2 separate regions of the Mus musculus genome follow, and region 1 is linked to region 2. The links are chromatin loops, found by intact Hi-C in ENCODE. Cell type or tissue: left cerebral cortex. All regions are shown on one strand. Each heading gives the region's core, and the rest is flanking DNA. Links, peaks and the distances in the headings are about the cores only.

The links. Hi-C counts contacts between places; a loop is a spot of excess contacts. Peaks named below come from ENCODE experiments on the same cell type or tissue, not always from the same donor. Only the 100,000 strongest peaks of a DNase experiment are listed, where the experiment ranks them.
Region 1: it touches region 2 in a loop (2.7-fold over the local background); 5 of 42 quality-filtered maps call a loop at or near these places.

Annotation. Positions count from the first base shown.
Region 1 is chr8:18,936,916-18,952,398 of GRCm38, reverse strand. It overlaps Xkr5 (X-linked Kx blood group related 5), which reads left to right and starts at 1,424. Exons shown (of 7, transcript NM_001113350.2): 1 at 1,424-1,523; 2 at 3,657-3,840; 3 at 10,270-10,454; 4 at 11,577-11,786; 5 at 13,162-13,331; 6 at 15,061-15,172. The coding sequence starts at 1,466. It overlaps Gm40464 (a long non-coding RNA gene), which reads right to left and starts at 2,132. Exons shown (of 3, transcript XR_870173.3): 1 at 1,969-2,132. In left cerebral cortex, for the core only: CTCF peaks have their summits at 3,600, 3,804 and 6,286 (motif pointing right); a DNase peak (open chromatin) is centred at 6,277.
Region 2 is chr8:18,838,720-18,854,202 of GRCm38, reverse strand. Agpat5 (1-acylglycerol-3-phosphate O-acyltransferase 5 (lysophosphatidic acid acyltransferase, epsilon)) reads right to left here and starts at 7,924. Exons shown (of 8, transcript NM_026792.3): 1 at 7,425-7,924. The coding sequence starts at 7,643. In left cerebral cortex, for the core only: CTCF peaks have their summits at 4,712 and 7,667; DNase peaks (open chromatin) are centred at 7,327 and 7,970; H3K4me3 peaks cover 2,413 bases; H3K27ac peaks cover 1,417 bases.

The DNA of each region.
Region 1 (15,483 bases), core at 2,948-10,947, 98 kb before region 2:
AATGAGTCCCCCACTCCAGTTAGTCACCACAGTAAATACTCATTGGTTCACCAAGCTGGACAAGGGTGCAGCCATTGCTTTTATCTGTCATGTTTTGTCTCTCCAGGAAGTCTGTCTCACAAGAGCCTCCCCTGAGTCAGGTCTAGAGACAGTGTCATTAGTCTAATGAAGGCACCTCACCTCCTGCCATAGCAGACTGGTAAAAGATAACACATTAGCCAAGGAGGAAACGTAACTGGATAAGTGCTGTGAAGAAAAGAAAGGTAGAGAGAAGGGAGGCTGGTGGCACAGGAGGTGTGATTATGAACCAACCACCTTTGCCACACAGCCAATCAAATAGAATAGAATCAGATAGAATATCCCAGCTGGAATCCCCAGTTGTGTCTTCCAGCTGACCCTTCTGCGATCTCCATTTATAGGATTCTGAACCTGGGGGGCCATGTCCCTCCACACTGGACACAGCACACAAGACAGACCAGAGAGGCAGCCAACGTCCTGATCCCCCACCTTGCCTGCCTTGGACTGTTTTTAACAAATGAAATATAGAATATGTTTTTATTTCTCAAACCGTACACCTAGGAATTTGGATGGGGAGTGTGGTGGGATGTTTTAAGGCTAAAAATGTTGAGAAATGTATTGAAATGTTCCCCACCCATCACTAATCATGAACAGCATTTATTTCCAGTCCTAATTTGTGTATTCTTATTCCTTCGCAAGAATTCTATGGGGCAGAATCGCTGTAGGCCTGACCTCTACTTAGTAATTTCCTGCCACGCCTGCTCAAGGGTTATAAAACATTTTTCCGCTGGGCATGGACGATTCAGAACAATCTTTGTCCCCACGTCCACAGTCCTGTGTAACCTCTACATCGAAACAAATGTCAGGGTGATGCTTTCCCATCTCCCAGAAAGACTTTCCGTGGGAAGGTTTACTTCTGGCTTTGGGGGATCTGGATTAACCCCTCAAGGATACCTGGGAGAAAGGTCTGAAAGCAAAGCGGCTATTAAAGGCTCAGATGCCATTTTAGGCGTGTTTCCTTTCCCTTTTCTGGACACACAACTGAAATTTTTCAAAAGTCCCAATCAGCTTTTCAAATTCCTCCTCCCATGATACACATACACACATACACCACTCTGACTAGTAGTTAAGTGGACTCTGTTTTGAGCAAACCCGCTGACTATGACCACCCAGTGACTAACCCATTTCGCTTCAGAACAAACCCATTGTGTCTTACAGCCGTTAGGAGGCTGGGACAGCATGCAAATCTGACACAGACCGCGAGACTGCCCCCTAAGAACCTGTCGGTTCCTCCTGCCCCCTGTCCCCGCCTTCACCCCAACCCTACTAGCAACTTGGTAACTGACTGGGAAGAAAAGCCTCCTGTCTTGGGGCCCCAAGCCGGAAGCCTCCCCAACCCGGTCCCGGGCAGGGGAAGGGGCGGGCACAGGCAGCAGCAGCTCAGAAGATGCACGCGGGGCTCCTGGGGCTCTCTGCCCTGCTGCAGGCGGCCGAGCAAAGCGCGCGTGAGTGAGGCGCAGCCCGCGAGTGCTCACCCCTCCAATACCCTACTCCAACCCAGTGTGCGGGGCACATCTACCACCGCTGTGCCTCCTCCTCCTCCGGCAGGCAGGCAAGCGGCGAACACTGCGCCGGTGCACGCACGATGATCTCCCGTCCTAGCCTGCAGAGCACTCCCTGTGTGATCCCCTCACCATGCATGATTTCCTCCATCCAGTTAGACATCCCTCCATGCATGGATCCTCCCCATACTCCAAACCCGGAGCCCTGAGTCCCTTCTCTCTCCTCTCGCTGGTGCTCTGCAAAGAGCTGCGTGAGGAGGCTACTTTGGAGCGCCAGCACTTGGTGAGGCGCCCTGGCTCCCTGGACACCCGGGCTCCGGGCTGGGGTGGCATGCGATCCAAGAGCTGGGAGAGGTGGAGGGGTGGGATCCCAAAGGACACTGGTTACCCTTTCGAGATTGTGACACAGCAGAACGCTGGTTTACTGAAGACAAGGGTCCTGTGGGTAGCGGAGATGAAGCAAGATGGCCATAGTTTTCGCGCCTTTCGCGTTTGAATTTGTAACCCTTTCAGTGCTGGCATAGAGTGCCTCCGCCCACTTCTGCCACTCTCCTACAAGGCCCGGTCCCTGGGGAAACTCCACCATCCGGATCCAACAAGGTTCCGCGTCCCTTCTTGGACATGGTATCTCTGAAATTTACCTCTGATTTACAGAATAATCCCTGCAGATTCCCGTCCCCAACACCCACTCAGAATCCCAAAGGGCGCTAGTTTAGGCCCTAAGAGACTAGGAAGTACACTGTTGCCCATAGTGGCCTAGTCCCCTAGCTTTCCAACAGGAAAAGAATGGATGTTTAGCAGGAAGCTTGTCAGTGCACTGAACATAACCTGGGACTGAGAAAGGAATAGTGGCTATTCTCTTCCCATAGCTGATGGGTTCCCGGCTCTGCCTCCAAGCAGTGAGGTTTGTGCCTACTGATCTACATTCCTTGGTAATCCTAGAAAACTCAGGACAACGGTAGTGTGAAAGGGTCCCTGAGTACCCTCCACAATCCCCCTCAGTAATCAGTAATACCAACACAGCTTCTCGCTGACATCCGAGGTTATATAGGTGGAGCCTGGTCTGATGGCATAGGCGTATAATCCAAGCCAATGAAGAGGTTGGGGGTGGATGAACGTGGTGAGTTCTAAACCTAACTAGGCTGCAGAAAGAGTTTAAAGCTAGCCTGTGCAACTTAGCAGAACATTGTCTCTAAATAAACAGAAAAGTGGACTCGGGGATAGCAGAGGCCTTACCTAGCACAGGAACTGCCCTGAGTTCAGTCCTTAGAAACACAAAACAAAAGAAAATCCAAAGCCAGCCTCACACAGAACCAGCTATGACTGAAGTCCAGCACATGCAGCCCTGGTTGGCTGTAACCGTGTGGTGACTCCAGGTCACTCCTGGTTGTTGGGTCCCCCAGGTACTTAGCACATATGCGGTGTAACCCCACAGACATACCACTACCACTATGCCTGTCTTATCGCTAGCAGGCCCTGTGGGCTCCTTGCTAATGGTAAGGATGCTGTGCTGGTTATGTTGAGACCTGGGTTCCTTTGAGGTTTGGTTTGGTTTGGTTATGTTTTGTTTTGTTTTGTTTTGTTTTGTTTTGTTTTGTTTTAGTTAAATGATCTGTTGGATAGAACAGACTTAAGAAAGATCACAGTTCCTAGGGATAAGAGGCAGGGCATACTGAGTGGGGCCATATGGAAAGACTCAGTTGATCAGGAGCCAGAACCTCTGCTGGAACTTCATCAAACAAGACAGGCTGACCATGGCGAATAGATTTGGAGGACTTGTTTTCTATGGGTACTTTTTTGTGAGCTTTGGGCTACAGATAGGTCCCTAGTCACTTGGCCCCTGACCTTGGACAGACTAAGGCAGAGAAATAGCATTTCCTAGGGTACATGGGTCTAAATCAGAAGCTCTGAGTTGGATAGAGTGCATACCACAGGCACATTCTTGGAAGAACACTGTGTTGTCTGTGGCAGAAAGGCTTCAGGCTGTCAGAGCACCGTAACATACAGAAGACACGTGTATATGAAACATTGCCTAACTCTGTCATTTCAACACCCCTCATCTTGTCTTTACCCCAGGCCTCTGCTCCATAGTTTTCTACTTTGCCACGGGTCGTCTCCTCTGGGGGTGGCTGGCCCTTTCTGTCCTCCTGCCCGGCTTCTTGGTCCAGGCCCTGAGCTTTCTGTGGTTCCGAGCAGATGGGCATCAGGGTCAGTGGTGGCTGGCGGTACTGCATCTTCTGCAACTTGGCGTCTGGAAGCGGTAAGAGCGCCCACCTCCCTTCCCTCTGATACAGTGGAAAAATTCCCCTATCCGTACACACTCTGACCTTAAAGCCAGGGATCTTCAGGGCCACAGCCGTGTCTGGCATTGGCATCCTAACACATACCCAGCGTCTGGGGCTCCTCCTCACTGCACCAATGACCTTTCGATGCTTTTTCTTGTCTTTAGCCAGATTCTACATCACTGCTGTTTCCACCCCTTAATGAACCTCTGGATCCACATAAATCAGCTTGCTTAAAGTGTTCCATCTGATAACTGCTACCTTGGTCCATGAAGGGGGCACAGACTTAATTGACCACAAGCTAGACAGTAAAGCCCACGTGATGACATTTGTTTTATGCATCTGTGGCAGGAAGAAGTGACCTGGGAGCCAGAGCCAGTGGTGGTTTTTTTGGTTTGGTTTGTTCTTCTTTTCTTTGTATAAAAGGTTGCCAGGTATGGACCTGGTGTAGGTGGCTTCCCTGTGCCCACAGTGTCTCCAGAGGTGACAGGGTATTGCCACCTGGAGACAGGAAGCTGTGCATTTGCAGACACAGCACACTTCCACTCCCAGCTGCCCCATAACCCTGGAGAGTTGAGAGGACTTTTCTAAAGCGGGGAAGAAATAAGGACCCAGACAGGTGAAGCCTGCGACTCAAGTGCTTACTAAATCACAGATGCTCAAGGTTTGAAGGGCATCCAAGGAACCATTGCCAAGTGCTGCTGTCTGTCCTGGTCACTTGCGTCTTCTTTCTCTACCCAGGTTGGACTTGGGTCAGAGTAGAAAGTGCTTCCAGGGAAACATGAAGTGACTGCCTCTTCTTCATGTTCCCTTCCAGCAGACCCTTGTCACATAGATGCATCAAAAACACGTGTGTTACACCAGTTCATCCTAAGCTGGGCCTTCCTGGCTGAGGTCTGTGCTCTTGTAAAACAACAGGGCTGGCACTGGCAGGGGGAGGAGTCGTCTCATAGAATTTGGGACTGCAGCCTTCTTGGAGCAGAACCTACTCTCTAAGCCCTCCTTTGCCTGGCCTTGTATAAGGGCAGAGGGCTCACTGATTGATAGATAGTTAGCTGCTGTATGTGGTGAGACCTCAAAGGCAATGGCGTATCAAACTAGTGAAATAGCTTCAACGTAAACAAGCATTTGATAGCTCAAAAGCAGAATTCAAAGTAGCCTTTAGAAAGAAGCATCCTTAACTATTCGCAGGTAAATCTGTCTTCTCGGGCTCTGTAGAGACCCTGGGGACCTTATAAGCCTTCAGGGAAGTGGTGTCAAAGACTGGTCCAGATTATGATATTTGACAGTGAACCCCCTGTCCTCTCAATATCACTACTAAGTGATGGCATGGTTTCTGGTACCTATTTAGAAATTAATCTGGATAAATTAAAGACAAGTGCAATTCAAAAACTGGGAGGAAGAAAAAGCCATGAATAGCTAATTGAGAAAAAAAACATTCAGGTGATTAAAAACTAATGTATACAGCCTTTATTCCTATCCCTTAAGATAAAAAGTCAGGCAGATCCCTGTGAGGTAGAGGCCAACCTGTGCTACATAGTTATCTCCAAGCCACTCAGGACTACATAATGAGACATATATGTCTCAAAATTATTATTATTATTATTATTATTATTATTATTGATATATTTATCAATTTATTATTTAATGTAAATATATTTATTATTTATAATAATTTATTTTATGTTTTATTTATTATATTATATATTTTATAATAATACAATAAATCAATGTAATAAATACATTAATTTATTAATATATAATTGTTGATGATAATAATGTGGGAGCTGGAGCCATGGCTCAGGGATAGAGAGCACAAACTACTGTTAAGCTCCCAGAACCCACATAAGATAGCTCACGACTGCCTCTAACTACAGGTTCAGAGGATCCGGTGCCCTCCTTTGTCTTTCATAGGTGCACATATGTGTGCGTGCACACACATACATACACACAGAGGCAAGCACACACATAAATAAAAATAAATCTGCACTTTTAAATTAATGTATAATTTTTAAAAGAGAGGATTGAGGGAAAGTAAGTCTAGATTTCCAGGAAGAGATAACGTTGCACATCCGAAGAGAAACCCAGATTGCGCAGGTCTTAGAACTTAGATCAGAGTCTTAGCTCTTAGCTTTCTGGCAGCCCAAGGAAGCCTATCCGACACGCCCTCCACAGTGTTTCGGAGACTGCTATGAGCCCAGCTACAGTCTGCCCCCTCAACAGAAAGCACTGGAAGTTGAAAGTGATGAATCCCTTTCACGCTCTGAAAGTGTCTCTCATAAACAAAACCAGGCAATAAGCCATTCCTGCAGATCACCTTTGGTTTGGTTTGGTTTGGTTTGGTTTGGTTTGGTTTGGTTTGGTTTGGTTTGGTTTGGTTTTGTTGCAGTTTGTCAAAGGCACCTGTAGGGGGAGCCAGAACAACTGTGTTTGTACAACCTCGACCTTTATCAAAATGAAACCCATTAACTGACTCCATAATGAAATGCAGACGAACGAACTAGCAACAGAAAAAAAAAATCAATAAAATGCAAACCCCTTGAGGTGAAACCGCTTATAAAAAATGCAAGGGCTGAAGACATAAATGGATTCTGGTTTTAATTCCAAACAACACAAACTATAATGTTAAGTCTACTGTTGAAGAGAACCTGGTGGTAGTTACAATTCATTTTACACCATGGCCGCTCTTTTTTTCATCTGAGCCCTTTGTTTCCACTCTAACACAGCATGTACTTGTGCCTCCTTCTTTTTAAAGAGCCTGCATATCTATTTAGAAATTCACCCTGAACGGAAGGGAGACTACCTAAGATGTCTCCTACTCAGCATGCATCTGAGCGTGGCAACTTTTCTTTAGTGAAGAGAAAGCTGAGACAAACTTTAAGAGCCTATAAGGCCAGCTTCACACATAGGTGCAGGTTCAATGTTTTTACGCAGGTAAAAGCACTTGCCTGGTGGGTGGAGGGAGAGAGCTAACTCCCAGAAGCTGTCCTCTGACTGCCATTGCACAGTACTCACCAACAAGAGTGTACACACACACACACACACACACACACACTCCATAAATAAATAAATAAATAAATAAATAAATAAGCAAGCAAATGAAGTACAGCTGTGCTCAAACCTGGCACTGCTGACTGTCTCAACTCTAACGTCACATTAACGTTAATGTTAAAATGTCCAATGTTAATGTTTAAAACATGAGCAGAAGAATCACTTATCCCCTAAGCTGTGGGCCCAGGAGAGACGATTCTAGTTGTGGTGGACATGGGTGACTTTTTTTCTTAGCCTGGTAAAATCTGAGAAGCATAATTCCAAAGACCTGTCCGGTATGGCGATTGTGCTTCCAGGCTTCCATGCAGATGCATGTTGCTTTTACTGCAGCTAAGACTCTTAGTCATCGCTGACACGGGCTCACATGGAGTACCCTGACGAGCTGCAGACTCACCTAATTAAGTACAGTGTCTGAGACTAACTTGGGAACAGCTGAAGGGAGCAGTGTCATCAGGAAGGGCCTGGAACAAAGGGGCAGACCAGGCCTTATAAAGATGGTAACAGGAACAGCTGGCACAGTCAAAAGCCCAGGATGGTTGGAAAGAGAAGGGGGCCTGAGGCAGCAGCAGCATCCAGAAGAGAAATCTGGTGCCTTTCGGGACCTCAGAAACAAGCTCCTACAGCTCCCATCTCATTCCAGATCCCCAGGGAGCTACCCCACCCCTACCCCATCCTACTCCCCTAGCTCCCCATCCCGACCCCCTGCAGCTGCCTTCTATCCTCAGCCTGAGTTCTTCTCTCTGACCACACAGCATTACAATGCCACTCCTGTTGCGGTAAATTTCCAATCTAAATATGCCCCGGCAATGAAAACACAACTCAATTAATATGAATACAAGCCTTGCGCCTAGATTGGGCAGATTTACCACTACACTACCATCTTCCACGTCTATGAGATCCCTTATAACTTGTGGTTTCTCCAGGCCGCTCTCTCGCTCTCTCTCCCCTCCTCTTTTCTCCCAAAACCTTCAGCTCTATCTTTCCCTCTTTCCCCACCCAATCACCAGCTCTAGTCTTTATTTATAAATTAAGGTGGGAAGCAGATTTACAGGAAATCACCTGAGTGCTGACTTATTCCTTGTTCAAAGCCACTCACAGGAGAAAAGAATTAACTTCAAATACAATTAGCTCCAGGGCTATCTGCAACACACTCCAACACCTCATTCCCAGGCATGGGCCCCATTCCAACTCCACTGTCCTATCCCACTAATCTCTCATATGCCCTCTCCCAACTCAGCTTCACATCCACAGCTTCCCCGGTCTCTCCAGGATGCACTCACTGGCCACCTTAGCCTCTCCAATGAGGAGTCTGCTACACACACACACACACACACACACACACACACACACACACACACACACTCTACTCATCTGATTCCCAGTTAAGTGGTTCCCAGATAGAACCACCCTGCCTCCTTTCTGTAGAGCACAGCCCCAGGGAGGATGTTGGTGGGTGAAAGTAAAACCTTACCCCTGTAGGCCCTCAAAGGCCACAGTGACCCTGGGGGGCAGCTGGTGTGGTTATTCAGGCTCTTGTGAAGAGTGGCCCATACCACTTCCTAGTTGACTTTCACATGATGAGAGTATCAAAACAAAGTGCCTACTGTGTGCTTGTGGAACCATAGACGAGGGCATGCTCTGGCTTCTTTCTAAGTTTTGATTCTTGTTGCACACTGAAAAGGTCACCTCATTGTGCCTAAGCTAATGTGTGACCCTATGGCCTTGCCCAGCCCACAGAGCCCTGCTTTCTAGCTGTCCCTCTCACAACCCAGCAACCTCTTGTTCCCCATGTGCCATGTGTCTGCACTTGACTTTGAGAACACTCCATGCTTTTTCAAACTTGCTGCCCTTACCGCCAACCACTTCGCTGCCTAACTCACTTTTTAGTGATTTCTTTTTCTTTGGGGTGACTAGTTCTGCCTGGGGGGGGGGGGGAGGATTATCTACACCACCTCCTCTAGCTACTTCCTATCCACTTGACCATGCCATTTGCATGGTCATGAATACTAATTTACAACCATTTGTCTCTGTCCATGAGTCCTGGTTTATAACCAAAAGCCCCAGATCCTTCCAAGGTGTGAGGGAAGGCTCCGCAGCTCCTCGCATTCCTCATTTCTAAAAACAAAATTTGTATTCTCCCCTGTCAATCAAGCAGCTGCTGGCAGGTGTCTTTCTGTTACATGTTAGCATTGCCACAACCAAGAGCTTAAGCTTGAAGTCTCAGAGTCATCTATAAACCCCTCTCCACCCTGCTCTCCGTATTCCAACATTCCCTGCATTCATTCCTTCCTTTCTATACCCAACACTTCTATCTCACCCAAACCTTCAGTACTTACTGCTTTATTATAGTAAAGTAAGAAAGTACAGGTTTCTTCCAGTTGTTCATGTCTACTGTGCACACATACACCTATACATGTATATATATGTGTATGTGTGTGTGTGTGTGTGTGTGTACATATATATACATTACTTGTATATGAATAATACATGTGTGGACATATGCACTGTAATATGAACTGCATGTGCACCTGTACCTGTGTAAAACTACATATATATGCATATGCACTGAGTTTGCATATGCTGTACACAGGCATATATGTTTGCACACTGCATATATATGTGTATGAGCATACATTTACACATGCATTCACTAATACACAACACAAATGCATATATTTGCTTTCTATCTCAAATGTAGCATACATAACTCTTCCAATTGCAGTTTTCCAGAGGAAAAAAAGCCAACTTTCATGGGCTGAAACTGAGAACTTTAGTGTGCTTCAATAGGACCATATCGCCCCTAGATTCCCCCATCTTGCCCCACCCATCTTGGTCTCTTGCTAGCCTCTGGTGAGGATCCTAGACCCATTTTCCCCAGCTGTTCCTAGAGGGTTCCAGGCTTAGGGTACTGGGAGTTCTACACTCTAAGGACAAAGGTGAGGGCTCCCTCATCTCTGTGCTCTAAAGAGATGATTACCCACAGTGCCTTGCAGTAGATCTCTATTAAAGGGGTTCATTCCCTTTCCACAAAGACCTGGGGTGAGGACACTGGTCAAGATTTCCTCCAAGCCTCATCAGGCCCAGCCTAGGTTCCTTAGCCCTGCAATAACTTCAGAGTCTCCCCACCCCTGGCCCTTCCAACCTTGGGGAAAATCGACTAGTGGCAGCCTGCTGAACACTTGAAATACGCAGCTTGGGCTCAGAGCTTAGCAACAGCCTAACTGGTGACCCCAGAGCACACAGTAGGCACAGAGAAGCATTCTTAAAAATGTCTCCTATCTCCATGGGAAAGGTTGTTGTGGAAGCCAGAGTTGCCAGCTTCGTGGTCCATGTCATAATGTCGTTGCTTTCTGTAGGCACTGGGACTCTGTGGCAACGGCTCTGTGGAAGGGAAAGGAGGCTCCCAGCTGGGGACAGCTGCACCTGCAGGAGGCTGACCTGTCAGCCCTACGGCTCCTGGAGGCTCTGCTGCAGACAGGGCCCCACCTGCTGCTTCAGGCTTACGTGTTCCTAGCCTCTGACTTCACAGACATTGTGCCAGGTAGGTGCCTTTCACCATGGTCTCATACCATCTGCTTCCAATAACAGGAACATGTCCGGAACATGTGCCAGACTTCGTAGGACCTGGTGTCCTCTCAAGATTTCTCCTATTTGGGAGATTTAGGGAAACTCCCAATTCTCACTGACCCAAATGATGGTTACAGCTGGCTTTTGCTGGGATCATGAGTTCAGAGAGAGCTGGTTTCTTGGGCATAAAGTATCTAAAGTCAATCATAAGACAGAAATTGGGCAGAGCAGAGATAACCTTGAAAACTACCTTGGGAAGCCCACATGTCCGTCTCTCTTGGGTCTACTCCTATTGCAGCAGACCTGACACCTGAAAGCCCCACAGAAAGCATAGCTCGTCTCCTGAAGATAATGTCCCCAGCTCCCATTCCAGCCAGGATGCCCCATTACTTCCTCTCCTCTTCCTCCCTCCTCCTTCCCCCTCTCCTTCTCTCTCCTGTCCCTACCCACCTTCCTCTCCTCCTTCCCTCTTTCCTTTGTTTTATTGTTTCCTTGGTTTGGTTCGGTTGTCAAGACAGGGTCTCTCTGTGCAACTGGCTATCTTGGAACTCATTTTGTAGATGAGGCTGACCTTGAACTCAAAGAGATCCTCCTGCCTCTGCCTCCTGAGTGCTGGGATTAAAAGTGTGCACGGCCATGCCCAGCTCCTCTCCCCTCTAAGTATCCAAACTTACACTAGAAGATCTAAGTGTTTAGCTGTGGTTGTGTACTCTACCATTCTTTCATCAAACTTCTTCATGTGGGGAATACATACTTGTAATAAACTGTGTCTAGGGGTCCTGTAGGACGTGTATCCATTTAATCATAGTTTAGACCTAGGCCTTAGAAGCTCAAGGGCTGGGACATTTTAAACGGGCATCCAGAGGAAGAGCATCTAGGGCCCTAGGCAGACATTTCCAGCCTCCCTTGTTTCCATGGGAACATATGTTCTTACACTGTTGTTAAGTTACCCACCACCAAGGGAATCAGTCCATGGTACATTGCCATTGGGCTAGTTTTTGATAAGAAGTTGGATGCTCTCAGAAAGGGATGTGGGGTGTGCATCTGTGTGTGTGCTTCAGAGCCTGTAGTAAGCTCTGTCTATTCAATCTTCTAGGAATCAGTGCCCTACTCTCCTGGTCTTCACTGTCCTGGGCTCTAGTGTCATACAACCGTTTCCTGGGCATCATGAAGCCAGGCCACCATACCATGCTATGGGCTGCTCTCTTGTGCCAGCAGCTCTGGAGGATGGGCATGCTGGGTGCTCGTGTGCTAAGCCTGGTTCTGTTCTGCCGAGTTTACCGTGTGTGGGTTTTGGTGGTTGGAGGTAAGTGGGGCTTCCACTCTATTCATAAAGCCTTAACAGTAACTATACATGGTTCTCTGTCCCAGATCTGTTGCTGGTTGGGTTTGGCAGAGAGTTTTATGGAGACAGTAGAAAAGCAGGTCTCTGTGTTTCCAAGAGAGCTCAGCAGGCTGGATACACAGATGTGGCCCCTCTCTTCAGCACAGTAACCTGGACTCACCTTTGTAATGACAGTTCCAAGAAAGAGGAAGTAGAAATGTCCAGTCCTCTTAAACCTAGAACAGCCACAGCATGGCTTCTGCTATGCTCTGTTAGTCTAACCGTTCTTGGCAGCCCTGACCCATGAACATAGAGGTCCAGAGTCTAGTTCCCACGAGTGTGCATCCAATGCAAGGGGTTGTAGTGAATGCTGGCCCTTTGGATATACTACCACAGAAATGTCAGCTAAAGCTGGAACCACAGTCCTCAGAAGACTATTGTAGATCACAAGCCCTTCCCATAGAAAGTTGATGCTCATATAGGAAAGGGCGTGGATCTCACTGCCCTGGCTGCACAGAGAGAGGTCCAGGTTCAAAAACTGTGCAAAACTGTGAAGTATATATGATGCTGTTCAGAACCTCCATAAGCACCCCATTTGCTTTGGTTATGGAACACTGTCTTTGTTTCACACAGGAAGGCTCTACTGAACCCCAGCCTTCTCAGAGCCAGCGGCTCAGATATGAATGTGATGACCAAGAGTCTGTCTAGCCCTTCAGACTCCTGAATGGGGCCTGTGTGTCCTTGCCAAGGACAGCAGTGTCCTCTGGTCATCAGTGAATACACTCTGCAAGAAGGAACAGTGTACTCTTGTTTTAAAAGAACCAAGAACACTGAGAAATAGCTGGCCCATGTACCAAGAGCAAACATTTAATACAATTATTGGCAGAAGAGAACATTATTTTGGGGGGAGAAAAAAAAAAGCTTGTGTTTTTACAGAGAAATTAACTACATTTTATTAGTCATTTTAAAATTCAACTTGTGATCCAGAATGAGGCTATTCATTTTAAAATATAAGACTAAAACTTGTAACTGGTCCACACGGACTTCTCTTTGGGTCTGGAGGGTTGGGGTTTGTAGATCAACAGTGTGAAAAGGGTAGAGAGTTTTATAACTGCTTCCTTAAGTGCTTGCTGGAAACAGAAGAGTACCCATCCATATGTAGGGTCTTGTGGGTGACACAGAAGCCAGTCTGTTTTCTTAGCTCCAAACTAGGTTAAAAGCCCCCTGTGAGGCTCAGAGAGATAAGACTTGCAAAGATGGAATGAGTGGCTTGTCTGTGCCCCTTGGTTCTCCTCTTGGTTCTCACCTCTTCCCGTCTCCTCACTGAACACTGAATTCTATCCCTTCCTCCCTCCAGGTGCTCACTGGCTAGTGATGACCTTCTGGCTCGTGGCCCAGCAGAGCGACATTGTAGAGAGCACCTGCCACTGGAGGCTGTTCAATCTGCTGGTGGGGGCCGTGTTCATCCTCTGCTACATCAATTTCTGGGACAGCCCTTCCAGAAGCAGGGTGGCCAGCTTCTACTTGGCAAGTGGCAATGGTGGTTTTCTTTAAGCTTGGCTTTCACATTGCCGGCTGCGTGTTTGATGGGAAGGTGCACATATGGGAGTGTGTGCCTGTACATCTATTAAAGAAGGGATATTAGACACTGGGGAATCAGCTTAGTGGGTAAGAGAACTTACTAGGCATGCATGAAGATCTGAGTTCAAATCCCCGGCAACCAAATGCGTTTGACCTCAGCCCTGGGGGCAGACGCAGGCAGATCCCAAGACCTTACTAGCCAGCCTTGCCAAAATGTCAAGCTTCCAGTTTTGTAAAAGACCCTGCCTCAGGCAATAAGGGAGAGCGATAATGGAAAGCACTGGATCTTCTACATGTCTGCACACTGTGTGTACATGCCATGCATGCAACACACACACACACACACACACACACACACACAGGAATAGCCTAACATAGGAGAAGTTATAAACAGTGATTGTTATAAACAGGTTGAAAATAGCCTAACAATCATCAGAAGCTTCAGGTGCAGCCAACTCCACAGACATCATTAGCAGATGCACTTAGGGACTTTTCCAAAGTGGAGAGTCCCAGGCCCTTCCCCTGAGACAACTTCAGGCGACATTGCTGGCCCACCTTTAATAATTGCAACGCATGGCCTCACCTTTTTTTTTTTTTTTGGAGGTGGTTACAGCTCTAGAAAGTGTGGCTTCACCCATGAGGGGTTGGTTCATCTCAGCATGCACACAACCTAAGAAGTATGTTAGAAATGAACTCCAGGCCAACGTGCAGCTCTTGGTAGCTACAGATATACAAAGGAATGCACCCATTGCTTTCAAGAGTCCCAGAGAAACAGAGAGCCTCTGAGGCCAAGACTCTGCCTTAAAAGAGGCTTGGAGGCATCTCCGGCAAAGCTACAGTGGTAGCAAAGGAAACACAGAGCACTAGGGGGTCCATGTGGTGCTGCCAGGGAGACAAAGGCAGAGACTAGTGTAAGGAGAGGTAACGTCCGGTCTGTAATGATACAACTGAACTCTGATTTATACCGAGGTGGTGGGAAAGTTTAGAAGGGAGAGGAGAGAGCAGGGAGAGGGAAGTATGAGGCTTGAGTCATAGAAATGGAGATGTGTAGAAATGGAGGGAGGGAAGGTCATTGATTGACTGTCTCACCTGGTGTGTTAACTGGAGTTGTCCAGAGCAGGGACAGATGGCGGGTATCTCTATGAGTGGCAGGAGACATGGGTCTCTTGAGTTAAAGAGCAAGTGCTCGCAAGCTGGGGGAGTGACCTCCTTGAATGTTTGTATTTCAAAGCGATGTTCTCAGGTCCTTGAGGTGGGTCGTTGTGAGGGTGGGGTAGGAGATGGATAAGAACAGTGAGGGCCCTAGTTATCTCTCATTGTGTTTCCACCCGGCAGCTGTGATTCCTCAGGCAGGAAGTTCAAGGGGCTGACAATTCACCCCAGGAATGTAGCCTTGGGCTGTTAGATCAGTGCCAGCATCTGTCAGCCATCTTAGTGTGGGCTACATAGAAACACTTGTGCCAAAGCTCAGTCTATTTTCCTGTGTCTGTGACTCTGGGGATGTTCCCATGAATGACGTCAGCAAGCCTTCCTGGGTAGAAACATTCCCCCTGGAGCCTAGCTTCTGTTCGGTGGAGGCTCCTTGGTTTGTGAACCCCAGCAGGTACTAGGGACAGGAGGGAAGAGGTGCAGATAGCAGACCCCCAGGTATGGTGACTCTCTCTTGTCCCCACAGGTTATGCTGCTGGAGAACTCCATACTCTTACTACTGGCCACTGACTTTCTGCAGGGAGTACCAGGGACCAGCCTGTGGACTGTGGTGGGAGTCTTGTCTGGATTTCTGATTGGTAAGACCTACTGAGCCTTCTTAGCCACACTTCCTTTCCAACTTGTATTTGTATTTTATGTTTATTCTTTTCATTTTCAAGTGTGTGCACATATGTTATATACATATGTATGGTATATATGCATGGATGTGCATATATTGGTATGTGTAGGGATGCTCATGTGTGGTGTGTATGTGGAGGCCTGCAGCTGATGTCAGATGTCTTCCTTAGCCACTTTCCACTTACTGAGTCAGGGGTTCTTACTGAACCCACAGCTCACTAATCCCTGATTGTCTTGCGTATAAGAAGAACAATTGTTTTGTTGTTGTTGT
Region 2 (15,483 bases), core at 3,169-11,168:
GATCTTATTTTTAACTTAATTGTGTGTACATGTTGTACAGGTGCATCGCCATGTGCGAATGAGTGCCTGAGAAGGGGCACTTGATCCCTCTGGGACAGGAGTCACAGGTGGTTGTGACTGGGGAGCAGCTCAGGTCATCTGGAGGCGCAGTACCTGCTCTTATGCTCTGAGCCACCTCTCCAGACACTGGCTATTTTAAAAATAGATGTGGAAGGATTGTTCTCGCTCTCATCACATATACTTCTTCACTACACTGACCAGCACCTCTACCTGGACTGTCCTAATGTCCCCAAACACCGGACCTTTTTCAGAGAACTTGCTCTGGCACTTGATCAGAGAAACTTTTCTAACCACCTACCCTCTACCCGGTAGGCTAAGCGAGGCCACACAGCAGTCAATGTGAATGGTCTTGTTACTGCTTGTCTCCCCACTAGTAAGTATAGTATGGTTGCTCCATAGTTCTTCACCCTCTAGACACCAGCACAGTACCCGAAACAGAGTGCAAATGTGAATGCTGGTCTATGGACACACAGATGAAGACCCAAGTTCCCAGAACCCTTTTGGGAAAGTATTACTTAGTGTTGCATTCTCTAGCTATTACAATATCAGCCACTATCTAAGAAACTGTAACATGAAAATTCAGAAAGAATTAACTTCTAATTCCATTAAGAAGTGTCAATTCCCAAGTTCCCACAGCTCCTCAAAATTAGATCTACTTACAAAAGCTCTTTTTGAAGAAATCTAAAGTTTCACAGTAGACTGCTTATAGACCTAAGGAAGGTATGTGTACGGAAAGCAGTACGGAAATGTGGCTTTCTCACTAAAATCAAACACTAAAAGTGTTTGATTGCATCTGTTATTTAAAATAGAAAAATAAAGTGTTCAAAGACTACACAAGCCCCACCCAATACCACACGGCATGGGTGGGGCAGAGGACACTCAGAGGACTTTTGCCTGTGTGGGTGGAGTGGGAGACCCCCACCAAGATGAGCAAGTAAGTATCAGAGAGAGGGGAAAGAGAAGTGGAATAGTGTTTACACAATGAAGAGACGCCCAGGTGCCGAGGAACAGCCTGCACAGCCACCTGAGGCCACGGTGAGGTCCTGGCCCATACTGCTGCCAAGGACCATGTCTGGGTCCATGACTCTGCAGCATCGGGGTGGGTTGGGGTCTGTGTCATTGTCTATGACCCATGTTATCACCAAAGGCCTTTTGAATATCCCTGGTCTAGGCTGCTGCCTGGAGCCATGTTGCTGTCAAAGGACTGCCCAGAGCTGGCCAGACCCCTCATCAGCTGTGGCACTGGGGAGAGCATGGCACTGGGCAGTGTGGGAAAGCTGGCCCTGAGGACACTGAAAGCAGGAGAGCTGGCATTGCCTCTTGTTGGCTACAGCACCCGCACCTAGCCTGGGCAGCACAGTAGAGCTGGCCCTGGTGATGTGTATGCAAGAGAACTGGCAGGCTGACCAACTCAGCTGCCACTCAGGCCTAGATCCAGGGCTCTGAGTTGGCACACACCAACACCTACCTCATCTATGAACTGCTGGAGTGTGTAAAGGGGCCTGTCGGGCAGATCCTAACCTACAGGATCTCCATGACACAGGGCAACAACAGGATACTGGAGAAGACTCCCAGTGAGGACCCAGTATTGACAGTGTAGCAGAAGGCAGAGGCCTAGAACCAAACCAGTGACTCATTGCAAGGAACATTTCCAAGTAAAGATGTCTGAGCTAAAGGATGAACTGTGAGACACACCGTGACAAACCGCAGCTTCCACAGATCTGTTTTTTGTTTTGTTCTCTTTTTTTGTTATTTATTTTTTTGTTCCCATTGGCAGAGGGCAGATACAGAAGGCTGGGAAGATGAGTGGGATTGGAGTGCATGATGTGAAATTCACAAAGAATCAATAAAAAAGTAAAACAGTAACAACAATAAAACTACACAGGCAGAAGATGTGGAAGAACTGCGGGAGGAAAAAGAATATGGTCAAAATATAGAAAATTCTCAAAGAGTAAACAACATTGTTTTACAAGAGACTTCAAAAATTAAACACTAAATGCCAAGTTTGTTTTATGTTTACAAAAGATATTGAAATAAAATCTTAACCATATTTTTCAAAAATTGTCTTGTAAATCTCTCGCTAGCCAATTTCCTAGCAGATTTAAGCTGTGTTAGACTAGAACTACACCTGGGAAACAATTTCCTGAATCAAAGGTTTTGCTTATTCGGCTTAAGCAGAGGCACACCCAAGTCCACAGTTCTGCAGCTCCCAGCTAAGCAAAGCAAGTCATTTGGGGTTTGAAAGAATCGCAAAGATGATAAATAAGCAAAAAGGAACAAAACTGAACACATAAACAATTAAGATTTTTTTAAAAAGATCACCGATAGTGGGTTCCAATGAATATCTGGGCAGAATGTGGGAAGAATTCAGTCCCGATACAAGGGTCAGATTGGATAACCTGTGAGTCCCCTCTAAGTAAACATATTTTGTCCCTGGAATTTAGCGCCTTCAGCAAGATTCAGATGCAAACTTGACTCAGGAAGAGTTCAGGATGCTCGATAAGACAGCGCCAAGGAAAGAGCAAACCAGTTTATGTGGCCAGCACGTAGAAAGTCTTTGTTTCTGAGACGCTGAGAGGAGCTTCTGTACAAGGGACAAGCCCTAGAAGAGTCTGCGCACTGTACAGCAACAGCAGCACCTTACACCTACACACTATCTTATTCCCAGGACTTTCACACTACTCTATAGCGTAAGCAGGGTACACTGAAACATTTAAAGTTATTCTGCATAAAGGCTCTCAGCCAAGGAGTGCTGGCACAGTCCTCTATACCCCTAGCTACTCTGCAGACCCCGTCATGGTCCCAAAATTAATTTGTAAATAAATGATAACCCAAGAGTCTTGTATCTTATCAATACTAGAATTTGGACCAGAGGGGATTGGCAGTCAAAGCCATGGGAAATATATTTTAAGGTACATTCTAATTGTTAATAACAAATGTAAGCAGTATAATGGTGGTGAAAGCATTCACCAGGTACTGAGGAGTCACATATTGTATCACTGCACAGCTGGCCTGCAAACACCAATAACCAGCTTTTATTGGATTTCACTGCAATGAGAAGATAAATACTCTAATACTTGAAAACATGAATTAATTTTGGGGGGTGGGTGTGAGTAGCGTATGCACACATGTGTATGGCCATGCACACTCCCTGGAGGCTAGAGGAGGAGGACTTCTCCTGGCCTGCTCTATCACTCTTTGCCTTACTCCCCTAACAAAGGGTCTCTACTAAAACTGGAGCTAGACAGGCAGCGCACAAGCTACAGTGATCCCCCTGTCTCCATCCACCACAGTGGTGGGGCCACAGGCACACACAGCCATGCTCGGCTTTTAATGTGGTTGCTAGGGAACTGAACTCAGGTCTTCATGCTTAAGCCGTCTCTCTAACTCCACATCAATCTATCACCCACCCACCTACCTACCTACCTACCCACCTACCCACCTACCCACCTACCTATATATCTGTTTGTGTATGGGGTTGACTTGAGCTTGTGCTTGTAGAGGTTAGAAGACAACTCTCGAGACTAGTTCTCTCCTTCTACTATGTGGGTTCGGGGATCAAACTCAGGTCATCAGACTTAGTGACAGGTGCCCTTGACCACTGAGCCATTAGACTGGCCCATTCACATTAACTTTTAATAACTTAAAAAAAAATTCTAAAAGGGCTATAGTGATGATTCAATAGGAAAAAAAAATTGCTCTTCATCAGTACCTGATTTTGAACCACAGGTGCCCATGTCTAAGAGATGTTGAGCATGTCTGCACATGCCAGTAATTTCAGAACTTAGAGATAGATGGGCAAATCCCAAGAGTGTGCTGGCTGGCTAGCCTCACTGAAAATGATGCGCTTTTGGTTGAGTTGAGAGACTCCAAGGCAAGGCAATAAGCATAGAACAATAGAAGAAGGCAACCCACATCCTGCTCTGGACTCCCTGTGTGCACACAGGGCCATGCTCACCTGAACACTCATGTACATGCAATACTCACACAACACACACACACACACACACACTCTCTCTCTCTAAATATCAAAATGTTAAAGGCAGTGTGGTGGCTAAGTTTTGTAATGCTAGGACCTGGGATGCTGAAGTAGGAGGCTTACTGTAAGTTCAAGTGAATTTAAGACAACCTGAGCTACTGAGTGAGACCCTGTCTAAAAATATATATATAAACAAACAAGAAAAAAAGATATTTCATTTTTATTACAACTACTACAGTCTCTGTGAATATTCATCTAGAATCTTTGATTCTAAACCACTAAGCCTGAAATAATCTGCTGTGTTAGCCTTAAGAAATGGGCTTTTCACAATGTTAAAGAGACTTTTCTTTTCCTTTTTTTTTCTTTTTTTAAGATTAAAAATATGTTTGAAGTATATATACTGGAGGTAAGGCATATATGCCTGTGAGGGCTAGTATCCATGGGGGTCAGAGGTGTCAGACCTCTGTCCTGGAGCCAGAGTTACAGGTAGTTGAGAAACAGCCATTGTGGGATCTGGAAACCAAATCCAGGCCAGTGTAAGAGCAGACTGTCCTCTTAACCACTGACGTCTCTTCAGTCCCTAGTCCCTCTGGTCACATTCTAATGGATTTCAAGTTAGCAAAATGAGCAAAACTTACAAAGGCTGCATTACTTCCCCTACAGATAGGGGAACACACTGCTCACTTTCAGTACTAATAGGAGACCCGAAAGGCTCTAATATTGGTGTGGGCAGTTAGCAGATGTAGCTAAAACACTTGTCACACAAGCCTGAGGAGCCCAAATTCAGAGCCTCAGAACCCATACAAGGCCAGACACTCATCTCTCTTTTATGGAGTGCTCCTACAGTGAGATGGGAAGCAGATACAGGACAGAATCCAGAAATTTAGAAGCCAGCTAAGCTGGCACACACACAGTGGTAAGCAAGAGACCTGACTCAAAGTAGAAGGTAAATACCAATACCCAAGGTTCTCCTATGACCTCCATGTCCATGCCATGGTACATTTGCCCCACAATCACGGATATGAATATTTATGTGCATGCAGTACATTCATTCACACATACACACACACAAAGATTTTTTTTAACTTGAAAGGATACATGAATTACTCAGAATTTTAGCAAAAACGAAAACAGAAAAGAACCTACATTTGCATAGAATCCAATGCAACGCCTTTAATCCCAGCCCTTGGGAGGCAGAGGCAGGCGGATTTCTGAGTTCGAGGCCAGCCTGGTCTACAAACTGAGTTCCAGGACAGCCAGGGCTATATAGAGAAATTCTGTCTCAAAAACAAAACAAAACAACAGCAGCAACAACAAAAGAATCCAATGCAATGTCCACACAATCTGCTTTTGAATAGCAAAGGAGGCCCTCACCCTCACCCTCTCCCTCTTTAAGTGGAATTGGTTGGATACAGCTGCTTGAACACTGCTCTCCACTGTGCACATATTCTAAAACCATTACAAGTAAGATTATAGGCAAGTGGTGGCGCACGCCTTTCATCCCAGCACTTGGGAGGCAGAGGCAGGTGGAGTTCTGAGTTCGAGGCCAGCCTGGCCTACAGAGTGAGTTCCAGGACAGCCAGGACTACACAGAGAAACCCTGTCTCAAAAAAACAAAAAAACAAACAAACAAAAACCACAAAAAACAAACAAAAGATTATCCCTATAGCTGGTGACCTAAGGCAGAAGACAAGCTCACATCTCAAACTCTTGTGACCAGTGATCAGCTAATTACTTTGATTTTATTTTGATCCATATTACTGCCTAACCACATTTCTCCCTCATATGTAAACTGTTCAGTACCGCCATGAATCCGTTTTAAATTTCATATAACTAAAAGAGTTTAATCCAGACATGGCGGTACATGCCTTTAGTCCTAACACTCTGGAGACAGAGGCAGGCAGATCTCTGTGAACTTGAGGCCTGTGAGGTCTACATAGAGTTCCTGCCCACCAAGACTACAGTGTGAGATCCTGGTTTGCTTCTTTTTTTTTTAGAGCTCATTATTGGAAAGAATAGAAGAACTCATTTTTTTCCTTCTCTTCTCCTTAATCTTAGTTTTAAGGCGTTAACTTAAAAGCCCTAAAATCACTTAGAAAACAGCTGCTGTAGCCTGGGTGGGGGGTAATAAGGTTTGCACTTGACTCCCCTCAAGTGCGTGTCCTCTCTCCCAATCAATAAACTCACTAACTTTGCTTCATTCTGACTCATCCTAACGTCTCTGCAGCAAGAATATAGGTGGCACTTGAGTAGAGGTCCCTGAGCGTCTGAGGGGTACTTGTCATGTGCAAGGTCAGCAACTTTAAGTTGTGCTCCCCGCTGTCTTGTCCCTTCTGCTAGTGAAATTAAATACTTATCCACGATTAGACCATACATTCACTTGACAAACTTAGTAAAGTAAGAGGGAGGTTTGAAACCATCAGTGTGGGGGTTCCTAAAAATTCTGAATGAAATCCTATTCTAAAAGTCAATTTTTCAGAAACCTTGATGTGCAACAGTGATTTTCCTATTCCCTAGGAAAACATTTAAAAAGATAGTGATTCAGAGAGGTCTTAATTCCCTACCTCAGACATAATCTCCAACTGGCGCAAAACTCAGTAAGGGATCCAGTCGCCAAAGTACCCCCCTAACACAGAATGAAAAGAACTGAGAAATGGGGGGGAAAGTCATAGATACATCTGGGAGAACCCAAACAGAGCTCTTCTTTGAAACTGAAAACCAAAAAGGAAGTACAACTGTAGGTTTTTATGGGATGTCATATAACGAATTCACATTAGGAGAGCTTTCTACTCTTTATTGTTTTCAGAGTTCAATCTCCACGGGGCGGGGGGGGGGGAGGGAGGGGTGGAAAGAAAGAAAGAAACAGTAGCAGGAAGAAAGCAATCTGACAAGAGATCAGCCCACATTGAAGCCCAGTCCAAGCTGAAGAGAACTGTATCGACAGTGAGGCTCCTATTGTAACCAATGTATTCATTTCCTCCCTAGGCCCTCGCTTTCACCCGGGAGGAACCCAAGGCAGGAGTCGTCCTTCACAGCTGTCACTTTGGTCAGCGCCTAGAGGTCTTGCTAATCTAAAAGACCTCGGAAGTGCAAATGAAGCCAGTCCCAGCATCACCACCTCGGACTCAGTGCCCTACTTTGGCAGGCACTGAGATGGGCAGTAACAGCCGGCCCGGGGCGGGGGTGGGGCGGACCCGGGAACACACTCAGCCTCAGCAGGACGTTCCAGAAGGAACCCCGAAGTGAGAACCAGAAACTTCCCCCCGCGGCGGGAGGCCGTGAGCTGCGGCACGTGCTCGCCGGGCTGCGAGTGTTCGCCCGGGTTGCAAGCGCCGCCCCGGCCGCGGGGAGGGCTCGCACGCAGCCCTGCGCGGCCGCGCCTCACCTGGACCCCGGTGTAGTTCTCGAAGAAGAAGAGCACCATGTTCTGGTAGACGCAGTAAAGCCGGTCGTCCACGCGCTGGTACAGGCGGGCGGGCATCAGCGCGGAGAGCACCCGCCACAGCGTCCAGGCCAGCAGGTAGGTGGGCGCCGAGCCCAGCAACAGGACGCTGGGGAGCAGGTAGCGCATAGAGTACGTGTGGAGCACCAGGGACAGCAGCATCCTCTCGGCTCGCCAGCCGCGACTCCGCCTGCGTTGCCCGCGCGGCCACCAGGACCTCAGCCACCGCCGGCCGCCCGCCAATCACTGCGCGGGGCCGGCCGCGCCGCCGCCCTCCGCCCTGGCTCCGCCCCCAGCATGGGCCGCGGGGGCCCGGGACCCGGCGGGGACAGTGACGGCCTCTGCTCGCCGCCTTGGAAAGGGCACGCCTCGGCTTGCCGGGCGCACTCGCCTCGGGGTGCTCGCTTTGCTCCGCGCGACCCGTGCTTGTCAGCGGGGAGGCGGGGTGAAGCAAGGCTCCCGGGTAATAAGGCGCCTCCTGATTGGCCGACTTATGGGCGTAATACGTGTTCTGATTGGCTCGGTCCCTTGGCCTCGTCACGACGCATGCTCGACTGCGAATGCTGGCTGGGGATGAGCCCGGGAAGAAGTGAGGTGGTGGGTTTTGGCCTGTGCTGGCGTGCGAGAGCTGCGTGGAGACACGAGGATGCTTCCTGCAAGACACGCGTGAGCCGACTAAGTCGTGGAGCACAGGAGGAGCTCGATGCCGCAGGTTATGGACAACTGCAGCGTCTTCGCGTGCCGGAGGGCCACCCGTGCCCCCACGTGCATAGGAAGCACACCTTCCCTCCTCTTGGCTGTTGCAGAATGAGGCTGGGTCCGTCTCCTGTACCCTTGGTTCACCTTTCACGGGACTGTCACCTCCTTGTATTAAATCTTTCAAAGCCTTAACTTTTGCCCTTTAATAACCTCTTGCTCTTTAACTTGTTTCTACTGTGCGTTTTCCTAATATCCTACATTTCTTCTTTTCAATGTGTAGGAAAGTATTTCCCTATACATGTAGGATCCATAAGTTCTCTTCCCTCCAGAAAACTAGAATAGTTAAGTAACAGCAAAAACTTATCCAGGGGCCCAGGTCCTTTCACTGCCCTAACTAGTGGAGACCAGATAATTCTATACAAGAAGGTATAGAAGGAAACAGGTCAGTGCGCACGCTCAGATCTGTATAAAGTACGTTTTAAATATGTGGGTGTGTGTGTGTGTGTTGGTTTCTCTAAGTGACCCTAAGGTCACTTATTCTGCCCCTAGTTTTCTCCCTTTCCACACCACTGACGCCTGTGTCTCTGCTTCCTTGCCTTGGATTTCCCTTCATCTTTTGCCCCATGTTTCTTTCCCATCACCTCTGAGATGCGCTTCATAAGGCATACAGGTGACTCCTGTCATTAGCACACTATGTCAGATGGACGTGCTTAGGAGTTTACACGATATCAGAATGTATTGAATGACAATAAATTTCACTAAGTACAGTGGCTTCGCTGGCACCAGAGAGGCCCACTTTACTCTGTAGCCCTTGCTAAGGGAAACACAGGTTCTTTTATTGCAGTCTTAATTACTAATATTAACTCTCAGATCACACATACATCACTCTGTAAGTATATCTCTGTTTACATATGCATATATAGGTTACAGTGACTACAAAGAGTTAGAAAGAAGAAAGGAGTTTTAAAAGCCTTGGGAAGCCAGTGCTGGAGAACTGACAGGGCTATAAGAGTGTCTGTCACGATAACATGAACCACAAACCCAGCTTTAGGGGAAAAGCAGCTGTTGGTGGGTCACAGATATGACAAACTGTCCAGTTTAATGAAGATGCAGAGGTAAAAGGGCAGGCAAAGGAACTGTCAAGACAATTCACTGTCAGTTCAGCAGACCAGTCCAGACAAAGGAATTGTTTGACAGATAGACTGTAGATTCAGATTGGCAAACAAGAGTTCAGGAAGACAGGAATTGAGGTACACATCAAAAAAGAAGGGACTGAGCCAACCTGAAGGTCTCTGGAAATTCAGGGGTTCTCTCTCTGTTGGCCTATGACATTCTGCAAATAGTCAGATGATCCATTTGTGGGAGCATTTACTTGACAATGTTAAGAGTCAACTTTTGTCAACAGAAAAACAAGGTACCTGAGGGCCCCCTCTCCTTTCCCAACCATAAAGTTTCAATTTTCTAGGAATGTCTGTAGAAATTACATTTGTAAGGAAAGGACATGTGGCTTTTCCCTTATCAGATTATAACCCTGTCTAAAACGTCTCTGGGGCCACCTCATGTTTTATCAGAAGAGAGGAGACAGTAAGATGGTTCTGAACATCTGTACTCAGGATTGACAAACCTTAGTGATTACAGAGCCCATGTGGTGGAAGGAGAAAGTGAATTGGAGATTGTCCTGTGACCTCTACAGGTGTCCATGGCATGCACCCATACACACAGATAGCTGTAAAACTAGACAAATAGGAAGGTGTTCTGGTGACTCTTAGATGCACAATCTGAGAACCACTATAGCTTATCTGGATAATACTAACAATGTGAGCCTGTGTGTTTTTTTTAACCAAAAAAAAAAAAAAAAAAACAAAAACCCTTTATGCTTAAGCTTACATTAAAATACCTGTAATAAAATTCCCAGCTATGTTTCACTATAAATTCTTTTCAACATCAAATCCACTAATCCTGGTTTAGCCCGAGCTGAAGTCCCTAAAATCCAGGGGAACTCCTCTGGCTGCCGAGGATGACAGTGTGATAGTCTTCAGGAACAAAAACCAAGGTGAGGCTTGAAGATGATAAAATCTAGAGATCTTGATCAGTTTTTTTTCCCCCTTAAGGCACCAGAGAAATCTCAAACACCTCACAGACAGAATCAGCAGTTGAAGAAAGGTGTTTATTAGGGATTGAGGAAACACATGGGAGACAGCAGATGTACAGAAAGAAAAAGAAAGAAATACACTGCAGAGCAGAGACTCGGCCAAAAACATCCAGTGTCTTTTCAAAGGCTGAATGTTCTAAGCCTCTGAAGAGTCTTCCTCCCCTAATTAATTAATTAATTAGGGTTGGTCAGTTTGAAGAAATATAGGACAGGAGATTGGCTCAGACTGTTGTCTGACAAGTCTTCATCAAGCTTTGAACTGGTTGAACCAGTCCATCAGCAGGGGGCCCGCTGGTGGGGAGACAAAAGTCAACAAGACCTTTGTTTTAATCTGCCAAGCTATTGTCTCAAGTCTGGAGGACCTGGAAGAAGCCATCCATCTTCCAATATTCTCCACCTTTAATCCCTAGTCTTTGGCCCTTTCCCCGCCCACCTACCAGGGAGTTTATCTAACTCAGTTTTTCAAGTGAGGAGCTGTGTCTGCTTCCCCATTACTAACCGGGTAACTGTATTTGTTAATGTGAGAATAACACCTTCCTGTTATCATTGAGGAGCAGAGTATTTCAAAATGTACCCAAGGAGGAAACTCAAGAACAATTAGAGTTGGAGAGAAAAAATGTAGGCAAACCGAAGATGATTTCTGGATTAGGGGGGTCAAGAAAACCCCAGGCTTTTAGCAAATGAAATACAAGGGAATGTTACAGTTTCCAGTGGCAGGTTGAGGGAAGGGTTTGTGAGGCCTAAGTACTTGTCATATGAGGTGCTTCATGGTCCGTCTGTCTTCAGGATGTCTTCCCAAGAATTGTCTAGTTATCACAGGAGGTCTCGAGCTTTTTCCTGGCCAAGGGGAGCTCCTGCTGTCTTTGTCAAATATGTTATCAACCATGGACCCTTTGTGAAGGGGTTTAGTGACCACCAACCATGCTGTTGTCATTACCTCACTTTCACGTCTAGGTCCCAAATGGGTCTCCAGACCTGGAAGGCACCTGCTGTCAGTATGAAAAAGGATGTAGATAGAGCATGCCACATGGACTAGAGGAAGCTCACACACAGCTTTATGCACTATGTCCCCAATGGATCTGGGACACAGGTAACTGCCAGTGGCCTTTTTGGTCCCCCTTCTCACTTCTTAGCATCCCTTATCACCAACACTTGTCATCACAACCTTTGGGGCTTTCCAATGTTGTATAATGAAATGTTTCAACATTCAATTGCCTAACTCAGTGAATAGTTTCTAAATATCCCAAGCCTAGAGGGTACATGGTTCTTATATTTGTAAGTGTAACAATATGAAAACTACCTCATTCTGAAGAAGCTCTGAGCCTCTGACTTCTTGGTGTAATATGGAAGGCGTTATTTGAAAAGGACACTAAACTGCTCACCTTTACTCTACACATCTAAATGAGGCCAGATTTTTTTTTTTTTTTTGACTTCAACCAGCTGATGCAAAATACACAGCCCTCTCTGCAAAATTAGTAACAGCTCATTTGTTCTGGTGCCAAATCCAAGTGGCCATGGCAGGGGACACAGATTTGGGTTACCACCAAATACCAACATGGTAACAGTTTCCTGTTTTTACAGTAACTCAACCAAAAGTGATCAGTCAAGTTGCTTTTCAGATACGTTGGTTGATGCATCAAGTAGTCAGGCTACTGGGAGGTAGATAAGTCTCTGCCATAAGGCTCCAGGTGTTATCTGATGACATTCTTAGGCTTTGCAGTATGGTAGCTGTAAGCCTTGTTTGTAGATTGCAAAAGCATTGACCTAATATAAGGATGTTAAGTCACTCACAGAGATGAGCAGTAAATGGCTGTTTAGAGAGCTAAGGATAGTTCAAGATAATCAGGCTCCTGATCTGCAGCATTCCGTTCTCCACAGTTCAGATAAGGTCTAATCAGTCTATCGGCCCAGTAGGATGCTTAATGTAAGTGTGTTCACCTCCCAGTCTCAGCTCACAAACCAAACATCAACTCGGCCGCAGGCTAACTACAGTGATAGATATGGACACACAGTGTCTTTTATTTACACCTGACAACAAGGAGATAGGCAGGAATAAAAACAAACAAGACTATTCTTCTTACTAACTTATTGTTGTTTAAAAATATGTGTTTTAATATATAAAAGCTATTTAAATTTTAAATGATTTATTAGTATTTCTAAAGGAATCAATAAATGGCATGATGGAAGAAGCCATTTTGGAGGTTGTCTTCTTTTAAGGGACTCTCACTGTGGTTCCCAGGCCGGGCTCACGCTCAAATAGTGCCCCAGGCATGGGCTAGTGTGTCTGGATCAGGAAGTCTTTTGTTTGTTTGTTTGATTGGGTTTTTTTTTTTTTTTTTAATGAAGTTGGCATCAAAAACTCAAGACAAAGGGTAGACACAAGAAACCTTTGATGCAGTTCTCAAGTCTATAGTTCCTGGCAGGACCCTAACAACACAAGGAACAAGGCTACTACATCAAGTCAACTATGGAACCCACCCAGCTACAGAAACAAAAACAACAAGGTTGACTATGGTATTTGTTAACTTTGTATCAACGCCTGACAAAACACCAGATGCTAACAAGGGAGTCAAGTTTTGTTTTGGTTTCTGGTTTCCCAGGATTTCAGTCGGTGGTGATAGGGAAGACTGAGGCTGTTCACATCCTAGGAAGCAGAGACCAAGGCCAAAAACAGGAGCAAGGCTATATAGTCTTCAAAGACCTGTCTGAATTTAGTAGACTTCTACCAAAAGATTCAATAGCCTCCAAGAATAGCAACACCAGCTGACAGGCATTGCAACCGTGACCCTGTCACAATCTTCAGATTTAGACCTTAAGAGTTACTAATCTCTGAGGTAGGATTATGTATTATCACCCATCCTGTCCTTCATGTTAGAGCCTCCAGATTACTCTGTGTATTCCCCTGATCCCTTACCAGGTGGTGATACACAAGCAGGCACTAGAGAGAATGACTGAGTTCTTACCTTACCTGCCTGATATTGATTCAGTCTGGTAACAGAACCCTAGGAAACAAAGTGGATAAGGTCTGCTTGGTATAGCATCATGTCAATAAGAGGCAAAGAGCTGAAACTTGTCAGAGCCAGCGATTTAAAGCAATAGTGTGAACAGTAGAGTGAGTTAGGGGTGTCTTTTTAAACTGTAGTACCGAAGGATGCTCAGGATAGGACACTGAAGTTAGGAATGATGTGGTAGTCATGCCAAGATGGAAGACCTGCACTCTCAACTGAGGGATCTGCACGTACTGAAGTCTCCAGGAGGGAAGGAATTCAGTGAGCAGCATGCGCAACTCTCCAGCCCAGCCTCTTAGCAAGCTCTACTGGTTTCAACATCACCATACACCCTACATCCATCAGTGAGCACACTTCTCAGACACGAGTTAGGAGTTGCTCCTTATCTGTGTAATTATAACTACCTCTGAACTAGTCTCCCTGGGTTCACCCATATGCCTTTTGCACATAGTAGCAGGTGGGGGCTAAACTGTGCACTCCCAAAGTTCGTGTCAAATCCTCCCTTCTGCACCTTGAGAAGTGGCCTTATCATATGGAAGATCTTCATAGAGGTAGACAAGCTAAAGGAGGTGATCTGAGGAGAAACTGCTCATTTTAACAATAAAACTTTGGGATACAGACTCTCAAAGCTGGTGGTCTCATGTAGACACAAAGAACAAAGCCATCTGTAAGCCAAGGAGAGAAAACAGGAACAAGCCCTCCCCTGACAGTCCTCAGAACTATCCTGCCTGAGTCTCACTCTCCATCCTCTACTCTCAGGATGGAGACAGTAGACCTCTGTTGTTGGAGCCCCAGGACGTGGTGCTTTGTGACTCAGCGTAAAGGACACATGGATCCTCATTACTTCTCTCATGGAAATACTTCTGACTCCGTAAAATCTCAAAAGTTCTGCCTCCAGTCTGCGATGCTGAATTCTGAATCACCTTTCCAGCTACATGGGCCTGTGTCTTTCAGACTCTCAGGTGCACAGCATCCAATCATTCAGGAATGAGACACCTCCTAAACTTTAATGTTCGTCCCAGGAGTTTGCTCCCCAGGAAGATCAAGGTGTCAGCAGCGCATGCGTGGGAGGCGTTGGGGCACAGGTACCACAGTGGGTGAGTCTGCAAGTCAGAGGACAGCTTTATGGGGTCAGTTCTCTACCATCTTCACTCTGGTGTCATGAACTGCTATCTGCTGAGCCATCTTTCTAGCCTAGAACTGGAATTTGAGAAGCAGGGTACCATCTCTATACCTTTTTGATTCTTGAAGCTTAAAAAAAAAGTGTTTTTTTTTTAACCTTGTTTAAATCTATTCTGAGTTTTACTTTGCTGCAGTCAAACCTAGTAGCTTTATAAACTCCTGTATTCTGCCCCTGCCTTACTGCATTATTTTTCCATGTGACATGATAGCTACAATGAGGAGCCTAGGGAAGAGTTTTATTTTGTTTTTGCTTTTTCTACAGCCAGGACCAAAGCATAGCAAGTAAGCCTTAAAAACCTCATTGACTTAACAGAAGAGAAAATCTGCACTCAAGGAAGACGAGCATTCCCCAGGAGATACTTAAGCTTCTTGGCAAGCAGCTTTATCTTCTGGGAATGAAGTTCCTGGCAGAAGTTGACTCAGTCTGATAGGTTAGTGGCTGCACACCTAAGATGCTAATCCACACCACACTTGTGAGATATTTATGGAGTGTTTTCTCTGTCCCTGGGCCTTCTCTGGAAGGCATTCTACAGGCACTGCCAAGTGAGGCAGCACCACAGTCAGCCTCCATCCCTGGTAACTGGATAGAAGGTGATTAAGTCCTGGGCCAGCTGAGACACCATGGGTAGCCACACACAACTAAGCACTGGATCTCAGTAGTGACATAGACTCCAAGTCATAAACAGTGCCATGCAAACCCAGGCCACAAATGCTGTGGAAGACCAGAACAGATGAGTTTGGAGAGAACGAAACAGACACAGCCTGTATACCTGACAGGAAGGAAGGAAGGAAGGATAAAGCCAGCTACTCTGTGGTATCTTGCTGATTGCCAGCAACAATGTTCCATGACAGCTCCTGATTCTTCCTAAGATGTGACCTTCTTCCTGGTGTACTAGAGTGGCCTTAAGATCTTTCTGCTTCAATATATAGCTAATATAATATAGAAAATACAGAAGTTCCC